Linked DNA regions of Mus musculus: region 1 is linked to region 2. The links are chromatin loops, found by intact Hi-C in ENCODE. Cell type or tissue: gastrocnemius. All regions are shown on one strand.

Region 1 (8,000 bases), 360 kb before region 2:
CAGTGTCCTGGGGTTGGCAGCCACTCAGCATTGAAAGCCTCAGGGCCCGCCCCACTTTCTGGAGGCAAAGTTTAAAGTCTCAAGGCCTTAACAGCTGAGCGGTCTTCCTGGTGACTGCCAGGGTCCTGGTTTGAGGCCACATTCCTCCTGTCTACGAGGAGACAGCACACCTCTGTTCTGTGTGCTGCTTTGCCAAATGGTCTCCGATGTGTCGCTCCCCTGCCTGCCTTTTCTTACAAGGGCACACAGGTGAAAACCCAGCATCTTCTCTTCCTCCCCGGTGTACTTTACACAATCACACCTGCAAAAACTTTGTCACAAAAGGCAAATGCCGCAGGTTCTTAGACAAGGATGTTGGGTACCTTGGGTAGCTACTGCACGTGGAGGCAAGCAGGCTGATGTCCTGGTCACACCTAGGGTGTCTCTGGAGGCCCATGGAGCTGACTAAACATACAGGGTTCATCTGTTTTCTGAGCCCAGTCCTCAAAACATTTCCATAAGTGACAGGGACCACAGATTGCACCCTGAGAAGTTTTAGGGACACCATGCCAGGCTGGAGGTGTGTTGGAGATTAGGGGGTACCTAGTGAAGCTGGGGGCATGGCAGTGGTGTGGTGGGGAACAGCTTTGTCAGCTCCAGATTCTGCAGGCTCCTGACCTGCACCTGGGGGGCGGGGCATAGAGCACATCTGATCTGTGTTTTACTTATGACAGTGTTCTCAGGAATGAGAGCTAGTCTGCAACAGTGAGAGGCTGGCAAGCAGCCGCGGAGTAGCAGCTGAGGAGGGAAGATGGGAGAGATGTTACTACAAGAGGAGGGGCCGGCAGGGTACCTGGGGCTGGCTGGAGTGCTCAAGTGTCCTTCTAGTCAGCCCCAGAAATAGGATGTCGCCAAGAGCACCCTTGGGAAGGAGGTAGGCTGGATGCTTCCATGGCTACTGGTGTCAGGCTGAGGCAGGCATCAGACTAGGTTGAGGCTGGTACTCCTCTGGGGCCCACAGGTCTGCAGGCTGCTTAAGGGGATGCTGAGGGCTGGGCCCTCCCCTCCCTCACCTTGGTGCCCCTCAGCACCAGCTGTACCTTCTGGGGTGATTTACTGGCAGCTTGGTTTAGGTGTGGTGTGGAGTGGGAGGGAAAGCCTGCTAGGCCAGAGGTGGGCTCCTCAATGGTCCCCAGAATTGTTCGTATCCTCACAGTAAGTACAGGGCCTCCGGGCAAAGGGATTCTGCAGCTATGACCAGAGGAGGGGCAGAGGGGGCTTGGTATTGAAGAGGGGGCACGGGATGATAGTTGGGAATGAGTTCAGTGGATAAAAGTCCCTCGGCCTGCAGCAGGTGAGAGTGATTCCCATAGTCAGGGCTTGGCTGCAGATCCCCCGGTAGCAGGCACAGCGTGCCCGTCCAGTGCTGAGAAATGACCAGGCTGTTGAAGGACTAGTGTCTTGGTGATGATCATGCAGCAACAGAAAAGGGTCCAGCCAGCAGAGGTTGTGCTGTGACAGGTGACACCCACGGCTGGCACGCACCACCGCCTCCTCCTGGGGTCTCATGTGCTTTTACTGCTGTGCTCAGGGCCCAGGCATGTGGGGAGGCCCTCACACAGGGATTGGTACAGTGACTGTGTCTGAGGAGGTTACCCAATCTGCCCAAGGTCACAGGGCTAGCATAGAGCAACGGCTGGGACTTCAGCCTTGTTTTCTGCGAGCCTCTGCCAGACAGTAGGACCCATTGGGGTGTCTTGGGAGCAGGGCTCACAGTGTTCCCTGATATCCAGGTGCCTCAGATACTAATGCTGCAGGGTGGGTTGGGGCACTTGTGTGTTTGGCCTTTGTTTGGGGACAGTCCATACTCTGTGGGGTGGGGTGGGGTGGACGGGACACATGCACGGGTTGAGGTAGGACTGTGAGTGCACATAACAGCCATTGGGTCAAAGCCCAGAGAGGACCCGGCCCCACTGCCCCTCTTGGCAGGGTGTACAGACATATTTGATACAAGCAGAGGCAGGACAGGGCGGACACTGGTGCTGGAGCTTCTGGGATCATCTGGGTTTAAGATTAGGACTCTCTGAGGAGTCAGCTCTAGAGAAGAATGCCAAAGCTTCCAGATGAAACTCTTACCTAAGCTACCTGGGGTCTCAGGGGCCGCTGTGGCCCAGCCCTTCCAGCCTGTGAGAGTCTTGTCTGGTCCAGCGAAGCCTGGCCCCTGCCCTAGTCCAGAGCCTGACACCTAGGAGGAGGGATGGGTGTTTGACTGCAAGCGTTTGCCATGGCCCTGATCTGACGCCCATGCCCCACTTGGACTCTGCCTGCAGTGTTGGTACCTGGCAGAGGCCTGGCTGCCGTCCTGAAGACACTTCACATGTTCCACGATGAAGAGTATGCACAGGCCCACAGCCTGCCCGAGGATACGCTGGTGCTGCCGTGAGTGAACCTTCTTCCAGGCTCCGTGGCAGGGATGATGTGCGGCTGGCCTAGGGTTGATAGCATGGGCAGGTCCTGAGGACATAGCCTCTGGTGTCCTGGACCCTCCATGTGAGCCATTTGCATGAGGCACATCTGAAACCTTGAGTTCATGGGCTTTGGCCTTGGCCTTCTACCAGAGGTGGACCTGTGCCCTCTGGTGAGCCTGGGACTCAGCTTACTGCCCTAGCTACCTTATACCCTTCATAGCCAAGTGAGGTGGATTTCTGCTCCACATGAGCTGGGCTTGACCTCTCTCTGAGCTAGGGTAGGGACACTGCTTAAGGTTAGCCTGTCTACCTCTTGGAGATGCAGTCTGTCCCTGGAACTTAAGGTGGAAGGTAGGCTGGGCTTGTACTCATGATGTGAGGCCAGTGAGGGGGAATCTATTTACAGTAATCACACAGCCCCCTTCCACACTGAGCCCCTGCCAGGCACCAGCCCCTTCCACACCCCACATCCCAGGGTGCCACAGTCCCGCCTACACCACACCCCTGCCCAGGATGCAGCAGCCCTGCCCACACCCCAGCCCCTCCCAGGATGCCACAGCCCCGCCCCACATCCTAGTTGGAGATCGCCGTGGAGGTGGGGCTTTGGATCAGGAGAAAGGCAGAATGGGAGACAGGTTCTGCCTCCTGCAGCCCGGCCAGCCCTGACCAGAGGATCATCTACACGGTGCTGGAGTGCCAGCCACTCTTCGACTCCAGTGACATGACCATCACTGAGTGGGTTCAGATTGCCCAAACCATAGAGGTAGAGGGTGGGAGTGTGGGCAGGGCAGAGTGTGGAATTGGAAGGGACATGGGCGGGGCTATGGGATGTGGGTGGGGCCAGAAAGCAGGGTTGGGCTGGAAGTGGGTATGCTGGGGGAGGTTATGGTGTGGGAGGGGTTAAATGTGGGCGGGACTGGAGGGCATGGCAGGCCTCCTGCAGAACACTGGGCAAGTGAGTAACTATGGGCTCCTGATAGAGTTTGTGTCTGCCTGAGACGTGGCAGTAACCTGCGTGGCTGTTAACAAGCAGCGGGAAAGGGCTGGGTCCTGGGCCACGCACTGCACAGTCTGATCCCCTTTCTGTCATAGAGCAGAGGCTGGTTGCTCATACAGTTCACTTGTTCCAGTTAGTGCTGTGGTGGGATATGTGGAGGCTGAGTAGCTTTGTGGACCTGACCCCCGTGTCCCCCAATCTCAACCTTAGAGTTGCCTCTCTGGATTTAGCACCAAACCCACTGGTAGTTGTAGCATCGAGGGCAGCTGCTTTACCCTGGATCTAACCCTCCCTTCAGCTTTTCTCTTCTCCATGATCCTAGACCTAACTCTCAGGTGCAGTCGTAACTATGCTTGCTTGTCTCCCTTAAGAAGCCCCAGCTGTCCTGAGTAGGGTAAAATGGGCTCCACGTTTCCCAGGGCAGTCTTCTTCACTTGTGACTGATAGAGTCTCCAGGCTAGGTCCAGTTGGTACTACCCTGTCATGAAGCAGAACTACACCTCAGTCTCACGAAGGTTTACTGGGCACTGACCCAACCAACTGCCTGGTGCTCTTCATAGTGGGAGGCGAAGCAGCTGTACCGCATACGGCCAGCAGAGGGCACACTGCTCCATGGGACTGCCTAGCTCCTCTGGTCTTTCAATGGGTCAAGAGGTTCCTTCGGAGCATGGAGCCTCTTAGCCCTCAGAACTATTGTCTTGGCAGCCACACCTCTGGCCAGCATGCCACCAGGAAGTGATGGTTAGAGAGTGTCCACCATGGACAGTTTGCTCCTGGGAGGCGCCAGCTGAAAATCTGGGGAGCTAGAGTCCTTGGGGCTCACACCCTCTCCTTCTTTGAAGTAAGCTACAGAGTGGGACTCCAGGCAGAGACTCCAGAGAGGGCCTGTGAGGTTGGGGGGATAAAAGATTGCCACACCAGCCCCCCTACCGGCATCCCAGGCTTTTCCTCTTTCTCATGGCCTGTGAGGAGACGCCTGCCTGTCGCCATGTTCCCGGGAAAAGGGCTGAGGTGAAGAGACCTGTCCTGTCCTGAGCTCATTCCTTCCAACAGAGACACTACGCACAGTACCAGGGCTTTGTTGTCATCCATGGCACAGACACCATGGCCTTTGCTGCCTCAGTGCTCTCTTTCATGCTGGAAAATCTGCAGAAACCAGTCGTCCTCACGGGTGCCCAGGTAACATGTCCTCAGAGTCAGAGACCTCCAGGGGCCTCAGAGCCAGGCCGTGGCCAACCCTGGGCTTCCTGCTTAGCTGCTTTTCCTGGCACCATCCCTGCTGTATCCTGCTGGCTAGAGTGTGTAGACATGTTAGCTGGTGGCCCTGCCTGGCCACTGCACTCTTGCTAAACTGCCTGGATGAGCTACCAATTCCTGAAGCGAGGGACTCACAGACTCCTGGAGGTCTTTTCCATTAAGGTCCCTAGAGTACTCAGAGCCTAGCCCCTTCCAGCTCTACCATGCAGGGCTTTTATCCCTCTTCTTTCTACTGGGCTTCATGTCTGCTGCTCAGTGCCACCACGCAAGACTCATCACGGTGGCTGCACGTAGAGCAGTTCCTCAGGAGACTCCCCCACACCCTATCTTGTTCCTCTTCTTTCTGGTGCTATCCCTAGCAACCCTTACATATGACATCCCCTCTCCTGGCCCTAACCTAGGACACCTTCGCCCCAACCATAAGTCCTCCCAAGCTCACGCACCCTAGGAGGAGCCTCCCTTCGGGGACGCTGCACTGTGTGCTCCCAGCTGAGCATCCTCCAGCCGGACGATCTTACAGACCTTGGCCTCTCCATTCCATACCCCACAGCAGTCCCGAGCACTTGTGTCCTCAGGCACTGCTCAGCCACTCCAGACCCTGTCTGTGGTATACCTAGGCAGTAGAGAGACAAGCCAGCCTGCTCTGCAGGCCTCAGGAAGAACTTCCCACCCTGGCCCCCCTGTCTGCCCCATAACTCTTGGAGTATAGTGAGGGATTTGGCAGCTTTGTGGGCTGGGGGCCAAAACTGGACCTGAGTGTCTACTGGTTACTTCTGTGGCAACCAGATGGACAGGTTAAGGAGCCCAGTGCGACTTGGTCAGAAAGAATGTCAATGGTTGGCAGCCTTGGGAGTGGACTAAGTGTCTCCAGACCCTATTTCCCAGCCCAAGCCGTCCTGCTGGATCTGAGAGGTTTGCCTAGAATGGGGATCTGGGTATGTCCTGACTCTCAGGCCTCAGCCACCTCTCTGCCCTCTCTCCAGGTACCTATCCACGCACTGTGGAGTGACGGCCGTGAGAACCTGCTGGGGGCTCTGCTCATGGCTGGCCAATACGTCATCCCTGAGGTATCTGGCCTGGCTGCATGTGTGGCCTGGGTGGAGGATGGAGGAGTGAATGCCAGAGATGTGGTCATGGCACACATGGGACCCACAGGAGGTTGGAGCATCTGTCCCTATCCTCCCAAATATCACAACTGTGACAAAGCTGAGGAAGGAAAGCCCCGCCCCCTCCACCCCGGCACCCCTGCCAGCAGCCAGGTTTTACGTTGTAGATATTCTACACTGTGTTATGTACATACGCATAGTCCATGAAAATGGACTGTGTCCACCTTAGGCTTGGAGTCCGTTGTGTCCTTCTTCATGGGCTCCTTGTCTCACCTGGCAGAACAGGAAGATGACACCGGCCTGTCTCTCACAGGCCAGGCTGGGAGTCGCTTTGTCTTTAGCTGTTCCCTGGAGATTGGCGAGTCAGGGTTGGGAATTATGAAAGAGGAGCAGGCAGGTCAAGGGTATCCCCCCAACCCCGTTCACTTTAGAAGAGTCTCGGGAGCCCCTGGCTCCTTGTACCAGTAGTACACGCACCAGTGGAGAGGTGCTGGCCGAGCAGCCAGCCTGTGCCTCCTGCAGTCATTTGTGTGTTCAATGCCAGGCTCCCGGGGCCCCAGGGGACTTGGGTCTTCACTTGGTGGTGTTGGCAGGAAGGTGACCTGGGAAGGTGACTGTCAAGGTTTGGTATGTGGATGCTACTGGGCTGGGGAGTGATGGAGGATGTCATGGGCGCTCGCTCTGAGCTGCTTGCTGTCTTGTCCTCCACAGGTCTGCCTGTTCTTCCAGAATCAGCTCTTCCGGGGCAATCGGACAACCAAGGTGGACGCTCGGAGGTTTGCCGCCTTCTGCTCCCCTAACCTGCCCCCTCTAGCCACTGTGGGCGCGGATGTCACAAGTAAGGGGATCTGAGAGCACAGTGGGGGGCGGGGAAAGGGGGTCCTGGGGATGTGTGGAGGTGGGAGACTTGTGTGCTGAGCATAAGCTCAGAGCTTGGGAGTCTGGCTCCCATGACCCTCAGCTAAAAAGTTCCTGTCGGTGACAGCCTGTGGCTCTGCTGTATACATTGGTTCTTCTGTAGTGTAACATGGCTCTTAGGCATCCCAGAGGGTCCTGGTCCTGGAGCTTCCATAAGGGATTAGACACTCCTTACCCTAAGTGCAGAGTGGCCTCTGATGCTGGCCAGACCTTGACTCCCATGGCCCCCAGTTTCCCATCTTCGATCTCTATTCTCCTCTGTCTCTCTCAACTCAGAGCAAGTGTCTCCTGGTCCTTCCCTGGCCTGTCCTAACCAGGTACAGAGGAGACTCGAACAGCATCTCATCCTAGGGCAAGTGGCCCTCCTGCCCACTGGTCCCAGGTTCTTGAACACAGCCCCGGGGCCTGCCTATAACTGAGATGCAGGCCCAGGCTCTGGTCTCTGACCTGTTGTCTTTGGAACTCCATTAGGGGTCTTGCACCTCGTAGGACTGGGCTTCATTGTGCATGCTCAGGTCAAGCTGCTAGCCTAAGCCAAAGCAGCAATTCTTGTCTGGCGGGATGATTGGCAGCGTCCCATCTCTCTGGGAGGGTGGAGGCAGCCCTCACCCACACTGTGCGTCTGCCTGGGCACAGCAAGTCCTGTGGGTGAGACATGGCATTGCTGGGACCTGCAGGTTCTTGATATACTTCCTAGGCAGCAGAAGCTGTTCCAGGCTCAGGAGAACCTCCAGAGAGGGCAGGGCTACTTCCTCAAAACCTTCCCTTCCCCCTACCCTCTAGCCAGGGAAAAACCTCAAGCCTGAACACCAGGGTCTCTGGAGTGGCAGAGGTCCACTTGTTATTGGGGTCCTTCTTGGAAGAGCCTGCATTAGATGGTAACTTATGGTGGTCTAGCTATTAGCCCATGCTGGGTGGTGACACTAGTGGCCTGGGGTGGGGTCGGGGGGCAGTAGATGTGGACCCTGCTCTGCAGCTCAGCTCTCTAAGCCTGAGTCATTCCTTATATGGGCTCAGGATTGGAGATTCTCCTGTTGGCAGAGAGGCCTTCACCCTGATTCTAAAAGACACTGCCACACGGGGACACCTGGCCTGCAAGCCCAGCCCAGCCTAGCCTAGCCCAGTATAGCTTCCCTAGCCCAGAGCTGAGAGGCTCACCCCCACTCCCAGCCCAATATCCTGATCCACCATCCTGCTGTGTGGGTGTGTGGGAACCTGCACCTCGCCTTCTTGCTATCGGCAGGCTGCCCAGCCGGTTCTCGTGTGGAGAAATCT
Region 2 (8,000 bases):
CCCAGTCAACACAGCAAGAAGCACGTGACAAAGTAGGAAAGGGGGAAGCCAGACCACATTCCCACAGCACCTCTGCACCTGCACAGGAACCCGCTGGGAAGTGGCAGCCACTGGGCCCTGATAATAGAAACCAGAGGGGCAGCAGAAATGGGGCTCCCAGGGCAGAACCCAGCAAGGTTCTCCATCAACACAAGCATCGGTCGTTTGGTCAACACAGCAAACCCAAGAGCTAGCCCAGCAGAGATGGCCCCGCGCCTCCAACCCCTCTAGAACCAGGGGGCTCCCACTTTCTAAATCACACAAATTAATTTAGAAATCAGAGCAGCTCCCGCAGCTAGAATGCAGATTTCAAAACAGCTTAACAAATTACCAAATCCCCTTTAAGAAGACAAATTATTCCAGCTCCTCTGCCGCCTGGTTAATTATGCATGCGCTTTTGTTAGGAGATGTTAAATATTCACTAGCTGTGACCCACTGCTCATTTCTGTGCAGGGCAGCAGTTGTGGCCCTCCAGGTCCAGGCACATGGGGTGCTGGTCTTGAGAGCACTGTCCAAGGTCTTCCACACTGCCTAGTGGGCGCTACCTACCTCCCAGGCAGTGAACCAACACGGACCACAGTCCAGCTCATGCTGTCTAGGGCTGCTGCAGCTGTAAGGCAAGTCTGGGACCCTCCTGAGCTCCCAGATGCCAGTTAACCTGCAGCAGCTAACCCAACATCTCCCTGCCCCCACCCCAATTTCCCATCCTTACCCCAAGGGTTCACATCCAATGACCAGGTCCCAGAATTTCTCACTGCTCTCTGCTCTGACGTGCAACCAAGACCAAGATCGTCCAGGTTCATGTCTTCCTTTTGGTCTTCCTTTCTACTGTTCATGTCTCCTCCAAAAATTCAGATGCCCTGTCCAGGTCATGTCCTTGCTATTGATTATTCAAAGGAAGCCAGAGGACTCTAGGCCATCGAATGCCTCTTTCTTTACTAAAACTGTCCCCAGGCTGGCTGCCCTGGGGTCTGTGGACCTGACTCCAATGAACAGCCAGAACTCTTGTGCCATCCACACTCAAAGAACTTCTTATCCCTGGTGTCATGAGGACCCACTCCAGGATAACACAGGTTCTACTCTACCCTTGGGAGCTGAATCATCATGTATCCCCATGGTCCAGACTCACAGCCTGGAGACCTTGCCTGCCTGCAGCAGGGAGTCCCAGCTCACCCTGGGTCCCACTCCTAACAGCCCCTAGCAGCCTCTTTTGTTCCTAGGCCACCTACACTCTCTGATTTGGCCCTGACATATAAAGAAGAGATGGCTAGGCAGGAGTCCCCAGGGCGCCAGACAACTGTGCCTTCCTGCTTTAACCACACAGTGTCCTGGCCAGAGAGGGGTTTCCACCTTCCCCACCCAGCAACAGAGGTCCCAACTTGACATAGTGAGAGATCACTGGCCATGGAATGGTCTAGGATCCATACTAGAGAGAAGTGTGGGGTTAGGGATAGGACTAAGGCTAGGGTCAGAGCTAGAGTTGGAGCTAAGAACAGGATCAGGGCCAGCCTAGTGGTCTATGGCTCGAATTGGCCTAGGACAGAATCAAGGCTACAGCTAGGGTCAGGGTTAGGGCTAGAGTTTGGGCTAGGGCTAGGGTTAAGGTTACAGTTATGAGAAGGTTTGGAGCTAGTACTAGGATTAGTCTTGTGACTGGGGTTAGGTTTCTGGCAATGTGTAGATCTAGGTTAAAGTTTGGTTAGGCTTATAAGTAGAAATAGAAACAGGTTTATATTAGGTTTAAGGTTTTATGTACTGCTAAATATAGGATTAAGTGTTGGGTAGGATGGGCTTAAGTCTAAGGCTGGGCAGAGCCGGGTGTACCAGACAGGCTTTTATAAGCTCAGATAAGCCCTCCTGTTTGGTTCCCTCCCCTCCTCTTCCACCCTTGGTGATCTGTTTGTGTCCCTGATGGCCATTGAACCTTATTTTAGACTTCTAAGTCTTCCTTCCTTACCCACCCCTGTGTCCCAGGCTGACCCATGAAAATACCAAACCCCAGCTTCCATGAAACACCCGTTTTTGCCACCAATGTCCTCAGGAAAGGAAAGAGAAAGCCGTTCACTTCACCTGGGTCCCGACTCACCAAATTAGCCTTCTCAGATTTGGAATAATCTAACCCCTACCCAAACCTGCCATTCAACATTGTAGGGTCACGTTGTGTCCCCTGCTCCTCCTTCCTGGGGCAGACTGCTCTATGGGGACACTCTCAGGTCCCCTGCTGAGACCTGCTGGTTCTTTGCAGGAGGCATGGCCCGGCCATGACTGCAGTGGGCTGGGTCTGTGTTGCAGGGGCAGGCAGCAAGCGGCCACCGGTGCCTTTGCGTTCACTTTGGAAACTGTCAGTTCAGCAGTCTGGCTGAGGACCTGCTCCACGGTGGCCTTAAAACTGTCCACACTCATAAATCACCCGGGATTTAAACAAGCGCTGGTGGCAGGTAATTTTTCAGAACTCCCCCACACTCACACGCAGTCAGCAGCGTGGTTATGCAGGACCGTGGACGGGGTGGAGAGTGAGTGAATTGAGATGGGGTGAGTGTGTAACAGTGCTGTCATCTTGGGGACAGTTGTGGAGTTGGAAATGAGGCTGCTGGTGGTGGGTGATCAGCCTGGCCATGTTAGGGTGCAGAGAGTCCCTGCAGGGGTCTTCCTGGGGCTCCACATGGCAGATTATGCAAATACCCAGCCTCATACTGTAACAGGCCAAGACACAACCCCAGCACAACCTCTGGGGCTAGCTCCCACCTTCCCAGATGTCCTTGTGGGCAAGCAACACTTGGCATGGGGAGGACATACTAATGGTGGATTCAAATACCCAGACAAGAGCCCAGAGCTCAAGCTGTGTTCTGTCCCCGAGAGTCACAGGCCATCGGCCCCATATCCACGAGGAGCAAAGCAAGGAAAGAAGCTAAATGTCCCCTCCAGACACATTTAAGGTCACCACCACCTTCAGCAGAAAGATGTGTTACCTCACAATGTCCGTCTCTCCGCTCAGATCCTCAGATCTCTGCCTAGAGCCAGGTTCTGTGGGCTAAGTGTGGAGCTCCAGGAGGGCTGGGATCAGGGCTCAGTTAATAGTGGGATCAGGGCTGTTAGTGGTGGGATCAGGGCTCAGTTAGTGGTGGGATCAGGGCTCAAGTTTACAAAAAAAATGAGGATTCAAATATAAGGCTGAGATCCAAATGCTTTGAGTTGAGATCAAGCATCCACATGGGCTGGGATATAGGGCTATTCTCAAACTGAGCCAAAAGTCCTTGACTCAGAAGGGTGTGCTGTGACTATTACAGTCATGCAGGCAGTGGAAAGGCTGCTGCTGCGTTCTCCAAACCCCAGTGGCCTTCGTCAGCTGACAGGAGGGGATCCAGCCCAGATGCCTAGATATGGAAGTGTGGGCTCTGTTGCTTCTGCCTGATACCTGGCTAGTGATGAGAGGGAGGACCCAGGCCAACAAACATGGGCTTGGGTGTAACCCAGCTTTCTCTGACACTGGATTCCACAGGACAACAACCAGAACCCTGCAGACTAGGTGCCCACAGGGCTCCCAGAAGTGTCTGCAGCCCCCTGCTAGGGAGACCCCTGGCTTTATACTATTCATTCCTTTTATCCCAACCAGGTAAGGCCATTCAGATGAGGTAGGAGGAATACTGGTACTCCAGAGCAGGACCTAAGCCTTTGAGAAAGCACATGGCACCAAGCCACTCTTGTACCCAGAGGCTGTAAGCCCCCAGAGTATAGTACCTGGGAGTTTGTAGTTTCTCCCAATGCAAAGACTGCTCTGATCCAGGCAACTGTGTGGCTCCCCTCAGCCCTGAAAGACACCCTTGGGGGCCCAGACGCTGAGTAACGTATTGTCCCCACAGGGTTCTCCTTGTTGATATAAGGGTTCCTGGACCATAGGATGGCCTAGAATAGCCCCACCAGCTGTGGGACAGCTGCCTCCAGCCAGCCCAGCTAAGGATGCAGCCTGACCTTCTCTGGCCAGTCCTCCATCGCCACCTGGTGGTGAACTCCATACATGAGAAAGGCAGCACCAAGGGATGCAGGTCCATCCCCTGCGAGGCTGGGCTACCCTTCTCACTGGCCTTGCAGACATGGGCAGAGGCCAGCGTTTGAGGAAACCGAGGGACCCCGGGCACTGAGCTGGTTTCTGAAGCATCACCTTCATTCTTGAGGAGTCCTGATTGTCACCGGAGCTCCGTCCCCAGAGGGCAAATGACAATAAACACAAATGCAAGACATCAGCAGCCCAGGCAGAGCTGCCCCTGATTGCTAATCACATCCTCATTCCTGAAGCTCTTTAAAACCCTGCCTGAGCCACGTTATTGTCTCCAAAGAGCTGTTATTACTCTTATAAAAAAAACTTATAAAAATTCTAATCAACACTGGTCTTAAACAGCAATGTCGCGCATGCTGCCTGCCTCCTCCTGTGCGGTCCAGGGGAAGTGAGGGGCCTTTATGAGGCCCTGCCCGCCTCCTTTCAACCTCATTGCTTTTGCTGTCTATTGATGTGCTAAAAATGAGGCCTGCGGCTGTAGTTATTGATAGACACTCTTCTACTGTGGCAGCCAGGACCAGGGGCCCTTGAAAAGTTGGGTGTCCTGATGTCAGCACTTGCTGTTGTCCTAGCTCACCCAGGCTTCCTGTTTCACCTGGAAGGACAGGAACACAGCTGGGAGGCCAGCGGACACATGACTGAACAAGCAGCTAAGGGCCCAGCAGTGAGGTCTCAAGTCAGCCTGCAGGCTGTGCTCAGGACATGAAAACCATAGAGCCCATGGCCGGTGTCCATCCTGGCCCATCTCAGGAACCCACACTACCTGAAGGCAAATCATTATGTCCCAGGTCAACGTTGTGTCAGGCTCTCACCTGGGTTCCACCTGCTCACAGAGGAGAATGCAGGTGTGGGCAGGTGGCAGCCACAGGCTGGGGCTGACATTCAGGTGACGGTACACCCAGCACCCACTGCAGCTCTTTAGGGAACCTCCAGAGAGTCTAGCTTCCTGCAGTGAGGAGCAGAAACCTAATGCTGAGAGGATCATGGGAAAACCGGCTGATGGGGTCCCTGAGCAAGTACCACAGCCCAAAGCAAAACCCAAGCTGGCTGGCGCAGGCCCTCTCCTTCAGGGCCTCACAGGAAGCATGATGGTAATAATGGGTTTCAGGTCAGTTCCTGGCAGTAGTCCTGCCCTGAGCGTTGCCTGACCTGTCTTTTGGCATCTATGAGCCTTGATCCCACACCACAGAGCCCAGCTGCTGGAGGGAACTGTATGAAAAGCAGGTAGAATTGTACATGCCTTGAAGCAGCCACAGGTAGAGCTGTGGGCACCCTGGGCAGCAATATCACCACAGACAACCTGGCTCTGTCCCAGATGCTAAGGACACCCCCTACAGACTGCTGGCCGCCAAGCATATCTTCGCCGCCTTGGAGCACCTCAACTGCAGGGCAGCAGATCTGAGCAGGTGGATAGGGAGACCACAGATGACAGGAAGTCCAACCCAGAGAGCCACTGGGGACTAGACGCTGTTCCTCACCTCAAGCAGAGGCAAATCTGAGATAACTGGGAAGAGAAGGATGTCTCAGAGTGACTGCTGAGCCACCCAGAGTCTTAGCATCAGTCAGTAGTTCAGCCAGTGGCTATTTGAAAGGAAAGCCTCTGACTGCTGTATATGGGCCCCTAGGGCCCATGAAACCTGTGTCTCTAGAGAACCAACAGCATGCTCAGGGCACGTGTGGACCCTCCTCCTCCACCCAGACCCTGAAGGGCCACCACAATCTGCATTCATTTGCCACTACCACTGCAGAAATACAAGGTGTGAACGTGCTGGTGTTTAGGGCCCTGTGGGATGTAAACTAGCAGGTGTTCTTTGGGTCTCACAATCTTACAAACAAGGCCCTCAGACATTCTGTGTGACTGTTGAGAGGGGACCAGTTGTCCCATACACCCATTCTGAGTGCACACAAACTGGAGCCCCAAACAGAGAGAAATCTTCCAGGCATGCCTACCTGTCGGACCCAGGGCTCACGGGCCAGCATACCCTTATAAGGGGCAAGCTGGGGGCAGTCTTCAGAGAGGGACTACTGTACTCTGCAAATGCAGGAAGCTTTGATGTCAGAATGGGAAGAGGGCAGTCTGAGTGGAGCATGGCCTTTCCTGAGGTAGGGGTGGGGAACGTGTTTAAGAAGGTCTGTGATGGGGATCTGGGTCACACAGAGCCAGCTGTGGACCAGCAGCCATGTGTTAAGGTGCCTGGCTGGCCTCCCCTGCTAGTTCCTTTCTTCCACCCCAGTTGAGCACAGATGGGCTCCTACAACGAAGGCACTTGAGCACGCAGCATTCCCCAAACTCCACAGCCTACTCTTCCGAGCTGGGGCTGGGGTACAGATGAGGAAGGTTACAGGAAAAGATGTCCCAAAAGGAAGTGGAACGGAGAGAGTTGGAGGAAAGCGGGCCCCGCAGTGCTGCTGTGGGGTGAGCAGGATCGGGTGGGGGTGGGGGATAGCCTGGAGGTGGGGGTCAGTGTTAAGTAAGGTGGCCCAGGCCCAGGGTGTAGAGCAGATAGAGACAGCTTAGGAACCAGAGGGATAACCAAGGCTGGTAAGGAAGGGAGAGGCAGGGCAGCCACTCAAGTCTACCTCCCTGGGCTCCAATTCCCTCCCGCAAGAAGCCTGGAATCCACATGTTCCTTAAAAGCCACCTCATGATGGCGTGTGTGGGAGCTGAGCAACGCTCCCTTTAAGGAGGCAAACACACAAAGATAGGACAGGAGAAATCCATCAGGCGGCCTTCCCAACCGCCACGGAGATTAAAATGCACGATCCTTCGATATGGGGCTAATAAAGTGAGCCGTCCCTCGCTGCAGAAATGAGCCATAACTCAGTGAAGATGAGCTCCAGATAAACTCTGAGTGGGGCCAGAAGGCAGCGGCCCACCACAGCATCCTCCCAGCTGTGGACCGGACTAATGGGGGTGCAGGGGGCAGGAGGGTAAGATTGGGACAGGACACCCACTACGGCCTTCCACTGGGTTTTATTTCTAACAACCTGCTTGGAGTCAGGGTAGGGGATTGGACAAAGATGCTGTTGAGTGACACCCATTGTATTAGTCAGGGTTCTCTAGAGTCACAGAACTTATGGATAATCTCTAAATAGTAAAGGAATTTATTGATGACTTACAGTCGGCAGCCGAATTCCCAACAATTGTTCAGTCGCAGCTGTGAATGGAAGTCCAAGGATCTAGCAGTTACTCAGTCTCACGCAGCAAGCAGGCAAAGGAGCAAGAGCAAGAGCTAGACTCCCTTTTTCCAATGTCCTTATATTGTCTCCAGCAGAAGGTGTAGCTCAGATTAAAGGTGTGTTCCACCACACCTTTAATCCCAGATGAAAGGTGTAGCCCAGATTAAAGGTGTGTTCCTTAAACTCGGAGATTCAATCTTCTGGAATCCATAGCCACTGTGGCTCAAGATCTTCAAACCAAGATCCAGATAAGGATCTCCAAGCCTCCAGATAAGGGTCACTGGTGAGCCTTCCAATTCCGGATTGTAGTTCATTCCAAATATTGTCAAGTTGACAACCAGGAATAGCCACTACACCCATTATAGACTGAGACCTTTGTAGGTGGAAGCCAGGTCACCGTGCTGTTTCTCCTAGGCCTTTCTACCTGTATACTTGCCTGACATAGAAGGACAGGCTGGCCAGGTCAGAAGTCATCAGTACTTGCCACCCCAGAGTATAGACAGAATCTGCAGGTTACTTGAGGTCGTGGTAAGTTCACCCAGGCCCTGCCAAGGATCTCTACAAGGTAAACGCGGCCAGGGAGACCCAGACTTGACCTTGTTGCTCACAAGTGCTACCTGCACTAAGCTCCCAGGTACCGGCTTCCCTGGGAACATTCTAGAAGCCCACCCAGCACTGCTGCATACTCAGTTACATGCTCACAGTTGGGGCGTACCCCCATTGCACG

Evidence for each region. A loop is a pair of places that touch in the nucleus more often than their neighbours do. Peaks named below come from ENCODE experiments on the same cell type or tissue, not always from the same donor. Only the 100,000 strongest peaks of a DNase experiment are listed, where the experiment ranks them.
Region 1: it touches region 2 in a loop (3.0-fold over the local background); 13 of 42 quality-filtered maps call a loop at or near these places.

Annotation. Positions count from the first base shown.
Region 1 is chr12:112,109,883-112,117,882 of GRCm38, forward strand. It overlaps Aspg (asparaginase), which reads left to right. Exons shown (of 15, transcript NM_001081169.1): 2 at 2,310-2,418; 3 at 3,099-3,210; 4 at 4,498-4,623; 5 at 5,685-5,768; 6 at 6,519-6,645. Among named protein-coding and RNA genes, the nearest start is that of Mir3073b, 4.6 kb to the left of the region's middle. In gastrocnemius, no CTCF peak of the experiment used is centred here; a DNase peak (open chromatin) is centred at 4,036.
Region 2 is chr12:112,469,931-112,477,930 of GRCm38, forward strand. No RefSeq gene overlaps it. Among named protein-coding and RNA genes, the nearest start is that of A530016L24Rik, 16 kb to the right of the region's middle. In gastrocnemius, a CTCF peak has its summit at 4,044 (motif pointing left); a DNase peak (open chromatin) is centred at 4,041.